2 separate regions of the Mus musculus genome follow, and region 2 is linked to region 1. A link is a contact called in ENCODE Hi-C data. All regions are on one chromosome and are shown on one strand. The core of a region is the stretch at or near the end of the contact, and the rest is flanking DNA. Distances in the headings are between cores, read along the strand shown.

Region 1 (6,457 bases), core at 215-2,714:
GTCCTCTCTGTCACTCCTATAAAGCCACACATACAAAGTAGGCCCTGTCTGCACACACAGTGTGGAGTCTGTTGTTACCTCTGACCTCAAGGCCAACCCTGTTGCCCTTATCTACCTGATCCAGTTACTTGGCTCCTTAAACTCAAGGCAGAAGCACATTCTCAGGCCAGGAAGAGAAAGCTTCTCCAAGGCAAGCCTCTGTCTCAGGAGTGCCCAGCACTAACGGGGCGACCAGGAAATCCCCCCATGAGATACAGGACACAGTCCCCCAGAAGGAAAGATGGGGGCGCAAGAGCTCGGAGCACGGGAGCATCAAAGCCTCAGCTAGGTCAGAGGGGACGAAAACCAGGTCCCGGTGAAGTCAGGAGAGAGGGGACCCACAGGGGAGAGACGGCCAGCTTCTCCCTCACCCCGCTATGCAGCATCTCAGCCACACTGTGTCATGTCACACTTGGAGGAAAGGAAGTGGGAAACGCGTTCCGCCATCCCAAATGATTCCCTAAGCAAGCCTTTCAAACCCATTCATTACTGGCATCTTTTCTCTACAAATCAAACCTTCCCAACTCAAAGACTGCAGCATCCAGGAAATGCTGACTCAAAACACCAATATCGATACGGAGAAGAGGGGCTAAGGACCCTCACGGGGTGGGTTGTCTTTGTCTGTCAAAGTGGGTGATATCTCCACACACTATTCAATCTCCAGAGATCCTGTCGGCTTAATTTATGTGGCTCGGAGTTCGTTCCCTCCAGGGTGACAGGCGCTTCATCTTCCTCACTTGGGACCTTGTCGTTAGGACTGTCCAAATCCTCACTGTTAATTTTTTATATACCCAATTTCATCTTGAGGTCCTCACATTCCAGGGGGGCTCCTTGAGTGGCTGCTGCGTCAGATGTGTCCCCATCCTGTGATCATCGGTAGAGTCCCGCAGAGCAAGAGGGTGGAGTTTTCTCTACCAAGCTCCCGAAACGCTGGAGGATGTTTTTCCATGTCTATCCTATCTTTAGATAAGTCATTAGAGGGAAGGTCATTTCCTCACACACAAGTCAGAACTGGAGATTTTAAATGAAATAAAAATAGGAATACTTTATTCAGAAAAAAAAAAGCTAAGCTAAAATCAAATCACAGATTAAACGTGGTGAGGAAACTGTGACTTGCTGAAGCCAACTAAACGGAGCCAATTATCACCAGTCATAAACCATGAGCTCCGAGAGGCCCCGTGCCCCAGGACAATGTGTAATTAAATCTTTATAACTACAACAAGAAATGCTACAAAATTAGGTGAAGCCACAAACAGGTCCACACATTTCCCCTTCCTGTGACTTACCCGTGAGGGCAGGCGCAAGCCATTTCTGTGCTGGCAAAAGGCCTCAAGGGCCCCGGCACTCAACGTGCCTGAGCCACATCCGCCACCAGGCCTCTGAGGTGGGGTTTCCTTTGGCAACAGGCCACCAGCAATCTTTGAGTTTCTTATCAACTGTGGGCCTGAAGACATACAAGACTGCCAGTGCCCTGCTCCACAGGTAACCACGGAACACAGACTCTATCTAATGAGACAGATGGAGCGGTCTAACAAGGCAGCAGAAGGCACAGCTTCTGGGGGGCGGGGTACCCAGGGGCTGTGCTATGCACCTATGCTCCCGCAATTTTCACATCTGGAAAATGTGTCTAAGCAGAGCCTGACAATCACTGTGGTCACTGTCCTAGGGACTTGGGAGTGTTACAAGCTTGAAACATTAATATTAGGGGGCAGATTTGAAACAGTGCCTGAATTATGGCTAATGTTATGTAAGTCAGCTATTGTTGATAGTGATTTTTTTACACTTGCATTATTTAGGTACTTGGTGTGTGTGTGTGTGTGTGTGTGTGTGTGTGTACACATGCATGTGTGGGGGTCTCTAGGTGTATGTTAATTTCTATGTGTGTGTTTCTGTGTGTCTCTGTATGTTCATTTGTCTGTCTCTCTGTGTGTATATGTGTATTTGTAATGTGTGTGCTTATGTCTGTCAGTGTCTGTGTCCATGTGTGTATGTGTAATATTGAACATGTACGAAGTCAGAGGACAGCCTGCTGGATCCAGCTCTCTCCTCCTACTATGTGGGTTCCAGGGTTCAAACTCAGGGTTGTTGGCCTAGCAACTCCTTCACAAGTGGAGCTATCTTGCTAAATTTGTGTTTTAGAAGACACCATTATCAATTATTTTCCTACAGTGTCATTATTTTTTAAAGACTGCATAATAGCACGCATTGCCATCAGCAGCCAGTTACACTTACTGCTATCAATTTTAAAATTATTATTAGCACACTTTCTCTTTAGGACTAAGTTCATATGCATCGGGAGCTGGCTGCAAAAGTGTAATATTCATACAGAACAAATCCAGGGCACTGGCACTAGTAATGAGAGGGGGAAAAAAATCCAGTTCCCAGAACCACCACCGAGAGAGGTGTGTGGGCTTCAGTTCTCACCTCCTGCATGATGTGGTGTGGAACTGGAGATGCCCCAGCAGGAGGAACGGGAGAGAGGGTTCTTTGGGGAGAATGAGAAAGACAGAAGACACCTTGAGATCCCAGGAGGATGTCTGTGGCCCCGAGGGATGGATATTTGCCCACCATGACTATGAAAATCCTTCCCCTCCTCTCCTGCAACTTATCAGATCCAGTTAAGGTCTATGAAGAGAGAAGAAAGCTTTAGAGCAAATACACCCCGAGAATTTTCTATTGCAGTACAGGGCGTCCCTCCCAGTTACCTTATTTTGACCTATGACATAGAAGGTCAGAAAAGTCAACTATCTCACTCAAAATCACGGGGATGGCAATAAGCAGATGTCAGACCTTGGTCTGGCACACTGATTCAGGAGAGCAGGCCTGGGGTGTCTTTCAAAGAGTTCTCAGGACTGGAACACGGGCCTCATGTACACCCTTGGCAACCTTAGAGTGGGAGGGAAATTTCCTCTGGAAACTGCTATAGTACCCCTCAAGAGTGGGAGGCAGGCGGGGAGCAACGGTGCTGGGCACAAGCAAGAACCAGGCTGCCAAGCAGGAACATGGTCCTGTCATCCCTGAACAGCACAGAGATGCTATCCTCGAGCACCCATCTGAAAACCATGGGAACAGCAAGGGCCAGGGAGACAGCCCAGTGCATACGTGTCGGCCGCACAAGCGTGAGGACATGATTTTGAACCCAAATTAAGAGGAGCCAGTTATTGTGTCTTGCATTTGTGATCACAGTGCTGGCAAAGACAGGCAGGTCCACTGGCCTGCCTAGCCCAGCCTAATCGGCAAGCCCTGGACCAATGAGCCCCATCTTCCAGAAAAGGTAGACAGTACCAGCCAAACAGCAGCAGAGGTTGCCCTTTTACATTCATTCATGTGTGGACACACACAACACACATACATGTATGCACACATGTGCACGCACACACACATGATAATGATGATATCTGTGCTTCTAGATTGTTCCTTAGAATATGACTTAAGAAAGCTCCCTTCAGATCAGCTCTCCTACAGATAAAAAATATAACTCTGGATGAAAACTTTCCCAAGTGGTCAAGATATGGAGACAAGGCAGAGGGACAGAGGTCACGGGGCACCAGGTAAAATTTGGTGATGGCTTTTACCCTGAGATGGACCTTAGTCTGCATACGATAGAGCTACACAAAAATTCAGACAGAAATCCAGTTTCACTGGCTTCAAGAAATGGAGAGAGAATGGACAGATGCAGAGAAGAGCAACCCCTAAGTTCTACGTGGAAACCTTGCTCAAAGTTCTAGCCAATCCCTGGGCCACACGGACATGAGTCACTCCACATATTCGAACTATAGTCTGAGCATCCAACCAAGGTGGACAGAGCACAGAGGCTGCTGCTGAGGCTAAAGAGGCAGAGTGTGCAGCAGGGATCCAACTACTCCTTGGCAAAAATGAAATCAGTGCCCTGAGGAGAATATAACAGAAGCCAGAATGTCAATGACCCAATAACCAGAATGTGCACTGTACAGTCCAAATGATTATAAACACCGTGGCTGTCTCTGAGGAAAGATCCATGGAGATCCATCCCAAATTACCTTTAAAGGTACCATTCAAACAATGGGTTTAAAGCAATTGTAACTGCTCCCGTTATCTGTGCTGGTTAGTTTTTCTGAATAGACAGAAGCTAAGGTCATCTGGAAAGAGGGAAGCTCACTCGAGGAATTGCCTCTATCATCCTGGCCTCATAAGGCGAGCCTCTGGGGCATTTTCTTTTTTAATGTTTACTGTGTGAGATCCATGCTACCCCTGGACACGTGGTCCTGGGCTGTATAAGAAAGCAAACCGAACAGGCCAGCATTCAGTGCTCCTCCGTGGCCTCTGCTTCAGTTTGAGCATCTGGGTTCCTGTCGTGAGTTCTCAGGGATGGAGTGTGACTAAGTAGTAAGAGGTGCTAAACCTTTCCCCCTCGGGTTTATTTTGGTCATGGTGTTTCACTACAGCAACAGAACCCTAACTAAAACGGAAGTTTGTACTGGACATGGGCTTTGCTTTAATGGACCTAACCATGTTATTCCGAGGAAGAACTGTGGAAGCACCTGGAACCTTGGGCTGAAATGCTCAGGGCTTAACGAGCTGCTGTTATTAACGAGTGGGTCATGGCGGGGGCGGGGTGGCGAGAGACTTGCCGACCATGGAGGCCTGGGTCTGTGAAATTTCAGAGGAAAGCCAAGGCTCTATCGGGGTCATTCGTGTGATATTTCGAATTAAGGCTCTGTGGTTGCTGGTGGGGCTAAAATAATAAGCTGTGATTAACAAGAGACCAGCCCGACTAAGGGGGAAACCTTTGCCTTACTGGGACAATTGATGTCACACTCTCACATGGTACTGATTTTGAGGGCACGAGGGGATGGATCTCAGGGATTGCCTAATTGGCAGTGTATTGTGGGGCAGGGTCTGTCTCTGTGGAGAGAGGCCACTCATGAAAGTGCAGCCTACACTGCATTAGGAACCCCAAGATTGAAGGGGGTCATGGAGAGAAACTGAGGCTTGGCAGGCACCATGCGGCAGGATCGGAGCACCTAAAGAGAGTCCAAGAGGTCACTGGTGAAGGTGGTAGCCTCAGTTGCTATGGAGACCTGGGGAGATGCAAAGATCATACAAAGACAGCAGCAGGAGGTATGGAGTGAAGCCCGCCTGAGGCTACAGGACAAGCCACATGAAAGAGCTGGAAAAGTGATGCTGCCCAGACCCGTGGGAGCTCAGAAGACTCTGATGAGTCCAAGACCTGGGGATTATAGGCTTTGATTTACACAGCGAGTGTTGGCTTTGCATTGATTTGATGGTGACTATGTCCTAGCTCTTCCCATTCAAATGAGAAGAAAGTACCTGATCTTAATTTAGAGATGACAGAGGGGAGACTCTAGACTTTTAAAGGGATGTTGGCTACTTTAAGGAGAATTTGAAACTTTAAAGCATTTGAATTTTTTATAGACTGTGAGACTTATAAAGTTACAATGTGGTTTATATTAAGATATTAACATGAGACATTGGGGGTAAATAAAAAAAGGAAAGACTATGGTTTAGTAGTGATGTTTTTGTGTGTCACGCTGACAAGGGGTCAATAATGCATGATTTTTGTCAACCAGACACAAGCCAGAGTCATTTGGGAAGAGAGACCCTCAATTCAGGAACTACCTTTGTAAGAATGGCCAGTAGGCAAGTCTGTGGAGTGTTTTCTGGATTAATGATGGACATGGGAGAGCCCAGTCTACTTTGTGCCAGATCACCCTTGGACAAGTTGGTCCTGGGTTATATAAGAAAGCAAATTGAGCAAGTCGTGGAGAGCAAGCCAGTAACCAGTGTTCCTCTGTGAATTCTGCTTCGGTTCCTGCCTTAGCTTCTATCAAATATAGACACGACAAAGCTGAAACAAACCTCTCCAAGACATCTGTGGTTAATGGTTTATCACAGAGACCAAACTAAAATAATGTAGCATGAAGCTGTTCTAAGTTAAAATACACTCAAGCAAGCAAAAAGTGCTTTGCCAAGTTTCATGTATACCCACTTGCAGAATTAAAATGTGAAGTTGGGGCTGGAGGCATGGCCCAGCCGTTAGGACCACATGATGCTCATGCAGAGAATCTGGAGTTAGTACCCAGCTCACTCATGGTGGCTCATAACCACCTGTCCCAGTTCCAGAGCATCTGACACTCTCTGAACTCCACAGGCACCAGGCATGCACATGGTACATATACATACATGCAGGCAAAACACTCAAACACATACAATAAAAATAAAAAAAAAATAAGTAAGGGATTTTTAAAATGTAATGGACCTTGTTTTCTAAAGGTGTTCTCAAAAGTTTCTCAATAAAGCAAATTACATTAATGTACATATCTTTCTTCTCGGAACAAGCGACAATCAACAATTGACTTCTGATCAAAAGTTCATTTTAAATACGTCACAAAGACACATAGTAACCTGTTATTGCAAA
Region 2 (5,707 bases), core at 1,879-4,378, 54 kb after region 1:
TCCACTAGTGTCCCAGCTGGGCCCGGAGAACACTGTCTCGTAGCCCCAGGAAACAGTCATATAAGCAATCATCCTGGTTAAGAGATAGGAAAGCTGGGTTGTGAGTTCATCTCCGGCACATTTGTGCGCTTTCTAGGAATGTTGAATGGAACCACCACCCTAGAAAAAGGCCTCGCAATTTTCTCTGTACACTATACACATGTCTTCTGTGATGCGGGTGTTTGTCCAGGAGAATGGGAAAGATGTCCCCAGGAATCTGTGTACAAATGCACAAATATTCATAGCAGTGTTTTTTTTTTCACAAGAACCAACAACTAACACCACCAACAACAATAAAAACTGGATATAACGCATGTACCCAGGAACCGGGGGATATACTAACCAACTGTGGCATGCACACATCACATGAACATAACTCAGACGTAACAAACCTAACAAAACGGAGTTACTGAACCTTATACAGAACTGCAGAACTCCATGTATATGATGTTTAAATCACAGATTAAACAAACCTATAGTAAGACAGAGCAGTGGTTGCCACCGGGAAGATAGGGGCCATGAAGAAACCCAGGTTGATGGTGTATTACCTGTCTTGATAAGAATCGGGTTGCACAGTGCATACATATGTCAAAACAATGTGCAGACTATTCCACTGTTATGTGTGTGTTACTGAACACACATTGAACATGTGAGTTGAGACACTTATAAAGTAACCCTGTACTAAGACTGTAGCTTATTTTAAAATGCATAAAGCAGCACACTGGAGCGATGGATGGTGCCTAGGTGTGCACTAAAGTCAATCCAGCGAAATGTTAGAAAATCTAGGTATGGTGGGTCTTTGTTTTTGTAGCCTAGGCTAGCCTCTAACTCAATTTTCTCCAGCCTCCTCCACCTTCTGGATTCTGAGATTACAGGCGTATGCCACTGTGCCCTCCTAGGTATTTGTATGATCTCTGTTACAACTTTACTATATAATGTTTTGTTTTGTTTTAATGGGGGCTAGGTGTGGTGGTACATATAATCTCAGTGCTTGGAAGGAAGAATCAATGCAAGTTGGAGGCTAACCTGGTCTACATAGTGGTAGATCCAGACCAGTGAGGGCTACACAGGGAAACCTTGCCTCAACAACAACAATAAAAATCGAAAGTGGTATAGAAATATGGGAGTACCCCCTTCTTAGCCTACCAAGTTCACATTTGATAAGGCAGCCATGGCCACCCAGCCATGGGACCACCCAGCTCCATCTCTGACATAAGTGAAGCCTGGAGAAACTCTAGGCACTTTACAGGGATTCCCACCACTCAGCCTGCTTCCCCACATACAAAGCAGTCACTGAAATCAAGCCCCAAAAAACCCTGTTCCAGAGGCAGAGAAAAAAATTCACTGACTAGTAGCCCCAATTTATTCCTGCACCAAATCGATTAGCTAACTACGCAATCTGCCTCATTTGTCCCTTGTCCACGATGGGGGTCGGGGGGACGGGACAAAACGACACAGTGTCCTACCCCACTAATGGAGGCACAGGGAGGCTTCCCCAGCTTGAGGCTGCGATTGCTCGGACCTCATGAAACCTCTACAGAAGGCAGAAGAGTCTGCAAGCTCACTCTAGGTAACACTGCTTAACTGAGGTCAGAGCACAGCACCACACAGCTCGTTGTTTAACCCCTGAGGATGAGTGGCTGGTGACATCTGGTGTCACTTGAACTTCCTCAGAATCCAGCTGGTCAGAAGGTACAAATTAGGAATCCTGGCAGCCACGGGTATGCTGGGTTCAATGGCCCTACCCATGGGTTTGTAGGCCACTCACATTACACCCTGGGCTTCCTTCCTGGAAAAGGCTTATCCTGAGATGACACTCCATAGTAGCCGTTGGGAGACACCTGTTCTGACCTTAACACCACCACCCACTCCCACCCCACCTCCCTGCGCCCCTTCTGAAAACAGCTGTATGAACAGAGGGTCTGTTGCTGGGCAGTTAGGCAGCCACTCATATACAAAGATCTGTGCCAGATTCTTTTTAAAAAATAGTTTTTGTTTGTAAGCCCCTAAACAAACTCACTCACACCACCCACCGCCCACAGGGGGCAGCTGAGAGCCAGCAGCCAACAGGCATCAGGGAGCACGCGCGGGGCTAACCCTGCCCTCTGCGCGATTCTGGCCTCCAAAGACAGTGATGCCAGTAGACCTGGCGCACTCGCCTGACAGTCAGGCTTCTTTAAATACACACTCCCTCCTCCTCGCCCAGACCCCATGCCCATCCTGGTGTGCCCCATGCCTAGAAAAGTGTGTTACAACAAGGCAAGAAAAAAAATCCCCTTTTCAGAGGAGAAAAGCCCCATTTCTGGTGCCTGGGATTTAGCTCTCAGTATTTCCACCGAGTACCCTCCTGCCTGCTCTCAAGAGTCGCACACCTCTTCCCTGGGTCGAGCCCAGGTCTCCGGGTGCACGTGGGCGGTGGCAACTCCCATCTGCTCCGGGCCCAGTACCCACTAAGGCCCCGGGTCCTGACCCACCTGTAGCCTCCAAGCTCCCCTCCGCGTCCTTCTAGCAGACCTCCGCCTGCGAAGCCCAGGACCCCCAGCAGGCGACCTCTCACCCCAACGCTCTCTCGCTTGTTTGTTTTGCTTTTTTTCCCCCTCTTCATCGGGGGAAAAAAAGTTGGCCCAGAATCTGGCGTCCCATCGATCTGTCCCCATCCCCACGCGACCTGCACCAGGGGGCTCGCCTAACAGCTCCGGAGCCCCCGAGGTGCCACGAGGAGCTGTCGCCTGCTCACCCGGATCCCGGGCCAGCAGAGCCAGCGACCCAGGCCTCTGCGCGCCACCTCGCCGGCCCGCCGCACGCCCACCTACCTTAGGGGACCAGCAGCGGTGACCGTGGCGCGGGCGGAGACAGCGTGCTGTGTCCCGGGATGAAAGTTTGTGCCATGCAGAGCAGGGCGGCGCGCGGACGACGCGACCCCGGGGGTGGGGGCAGAGCGCGGGGCGCGGCCGCTCGCTTGTCGTCTGTCCCTCCGGCGCTGGCCGCACAGGTACCTCTCCAGAGCCAGTGGCCGCCGCGCTCCCGCTCGCTGCGCTCTGCGCCCTGCGCGCTCTGATTCCAGCCCCGCCGCCCCCACTCCACCCCGCGCCGCCGCCGCCGCCTCCGCCGCGCGTCCGCCCGCTACACTTCCTCTTCCTCTGAACTCATGTGCAAAATATGCTGTGCTGCATCTTCTTGGGGGAAGCCGAGCGGCCCCTGGCAGCCCCGCACGAGAGACCCGTCCGCCCCGTGCGTCGCCAGCGCCGCGCAACCGGGCTCTCCCTCCCCCTCCCCCTAACCCCACCTCTCTTTCCCAGGCTTGGGTTTTGGGACCTGCTTAGGAGAGCACCAAGGTGGCAGCCAAAATACTGGGAAGGCGACGGCCATCAACGTGCTGATTGATGGCTAGGGCGGGGAGGAGAGCTAGAAAGAGATCCATTCTGGACCCATTCCACAGGTGGGAACGTCCCCAGGCAGCTTCTGCTCCCAGGTTTATCTCTCCGAAAGTAGTGCTTGGGAAGAGAAATAGTACCACTGGCCTCAGCCTCTTTCCCGACTTTATCCAGGTATCCAAAGGTTTGAGATCCTGATGCAATTGGGTCATCTTAGCCTAGCAAAATGGATTCCCCAATGAGAATCCATAAGGCTGTTCCCTAAAACAGGGCTGCTTTACCATAGTGAAAGTGTGAAATCCTGTCTCCTTGAGGCCAGTAAAACAAAACAGAATTACCGTGCAGGGCTTGAGAGCAGGAACCCTAGAGACAAATGGTCAGGATGGATTGCTGCCTTCTGTCCTTACTTCCCAGTGACTGGGGGTGACTTTGGGCCTGTTCATCGGCCAACCAGCACTTCCTTGTGTCTTATTAAATGGAAAATGCTTGGAAGCGTTCTATAATTCTGCGATTATCGTTATTATCATCATTACCATAAGGGGCTGAGATTTAATTGATTACCCTGTTCTGGTTGGGCAAAGAAGGGTCCTTAGGCATTGGAGCTACACGCGGCAGAGGGCTGGCTGATCTAGACCCTGTGTTTTAATGAGGTCCTTCTGGTACTAGAAACATGCGCGAGGGGGGAGGCAGCACTGCCTGTTTACAGGAACTCCTCTTGTGAGAGCTACTCAGGGATTTTCTTCCCTGTGGCCCTCTCCTACTCCCCCCATCACTCTGCCCCTGAATTGTCTTTTTACTCCTCTGCCTATTTACCCACCCCATCCCGGCATTCCGCCCACTTTTCTCCACATTTCCCTATCCCTAGTTCATGTCTGGAAATAATAAGCCAGGACAGGGGTCCAGGGCACCCCAGTGTTGAACATTTATTTATGAAGTCAAAGGGAGGGAGGGTGCCTTTCCGCTAAAGATCCTGCTGAGACCTGGAAATCAGGACTCTTACACCAGTGTTCAGGACCGTTGATGGTCACTACAGAGAGAAAACAGCACCTAACAGAACCTAACAGTGCCAGCCAGTGGTCAACAAGAAATCGCAGGGCATCAAAGAAGAGAGGGACAAGGAGGAGGACAGGGAGAGGCAGAGGCAGAGGGAGAGAGACAAACATGGAGAGACACAGAGAGGAGACAGATTATTTTTAAGCAAGTTCTTTCCACTTATGAATTTTGTGTTTGTAGTTTTATTTTAGGGTGCGTTGGGGGGGTTGGGTTTTTTTTTTGTTTGTTTTGTAAACACCAGTTCCTCGAGGGAACCTTATGCTGACATTTTCCATCTTCTGTCCCTCACTACTGTCCTTAGTACCAACACTGTGTATTTAAATGTCTTTGATGAATTTTTTTCCCTACCTGCTTTTCCATGTTTAAGTTTTGTTTGGCTTTCCCTCTGGAACTCTTGACCTGTCTTTCTATACACCACCACGCTTCCTCTCTGGAACATGGCATTTGATAGACATGCACGCAACGAATTATTATTGTATGTGTGGACTCTACCTTAACAATTACCCTGAATCTTCTCAGTCTCTTTTTTGCTTGTGATACTCGATAAGTAGCCAAGCCTTGGGGTCACCTATGTTGTATAGGAAGAAGCCTGGACTGCTGTGGGCCGGCTGGTTAGGGGACAAACCCTGGGCAGCTGGGCCTTACCTCTAACTGACCTCATCTACCCAGCCTCAACCCCAGAGATGCTGGAACTGGATCCTGGTGGGTTACCTTGGCAACCTCACAGTGTTGTCTGTTAGAATGTCCTAGGGCGGCAGCTTTTAATTCTATCACAGCGGTCTCTTCGGGGGGGTTGTGTAATAGTGCTGTTTCTCTTCTGCTCACACTTCCTTCCCTTATGATTTCACACTAAGTACTTGTGAAGGATGCTGAACACGAGGAAAACCGAGCTATTACTGCACAACAGGTCACAGATGCTCCCAGAACCGGGATCCTGCCTGTGGGAAGCTGATAAAACACAGGTCTGAGCTAATGGGAAAGCTGGGTCCCCTCACACCCTGTGGGGGAAGGAGGAGTTTACCCGGCCTAGACAAGTGTAGGAAGGCCTGTATAAACCCATCTGAGCTCAAGGGAAAGAAGTGCCCTACCTGGAGCGAATTTGTCCTGGCCTGGATGCACCCCTCCTCTGGAGATAATCCAGCGCCGGTACCAGCAGCTGGAGCAAGGTTGCTGTCCTTAGCTACGGTGGAGGAGAGACAGCCTGCTATTCTGCCCACCTTTTCACACACAACCCCCCAAAC

What was found. Hi-C counts contacts between places; a loop is a spot of excess contacts on that map.
Region 2: a loop to region 1 is called in a map of heart, with 4 times the contacts of the local background. The contact joins the promoter of Rftn1 here to the enhancer-like site in region 1. A Hi-C loop is called at or near these places in 6 of 37 maps with a recorded cell type or tissue (gastrocnemius and heart).

Annotation. Positions count from the first base shown.
Region 1 is chr17:50,134,763-50,141,219 of GRCm38, forward strand. The region is part of intron 2 of Rftn1 (raftlin lipid raft linker 1); the gene reads right to left. Among named protein-coding and RNA genes, the nearest start is that of Rftn1, 53 kb to the right of the region's middle. Within about 2 kb of position 1,465, at least 1 of the 3 ENCODE cell types and tissues checked has a DNase peak (open chromatin) inside an H3K27ac peak, as active enhancers do; it is gastrocnemius, where a contact is called at or near this core.
Region 2 is chr17:50,187,369-50,193,075 of GRCm38, forward strand. Rftn1 (raftlin lipid raft linker 1) reads right to left here and starts at 3,129. Exons shown (of 10, transcript NM_181397.2): 1 at 2,853-3,129.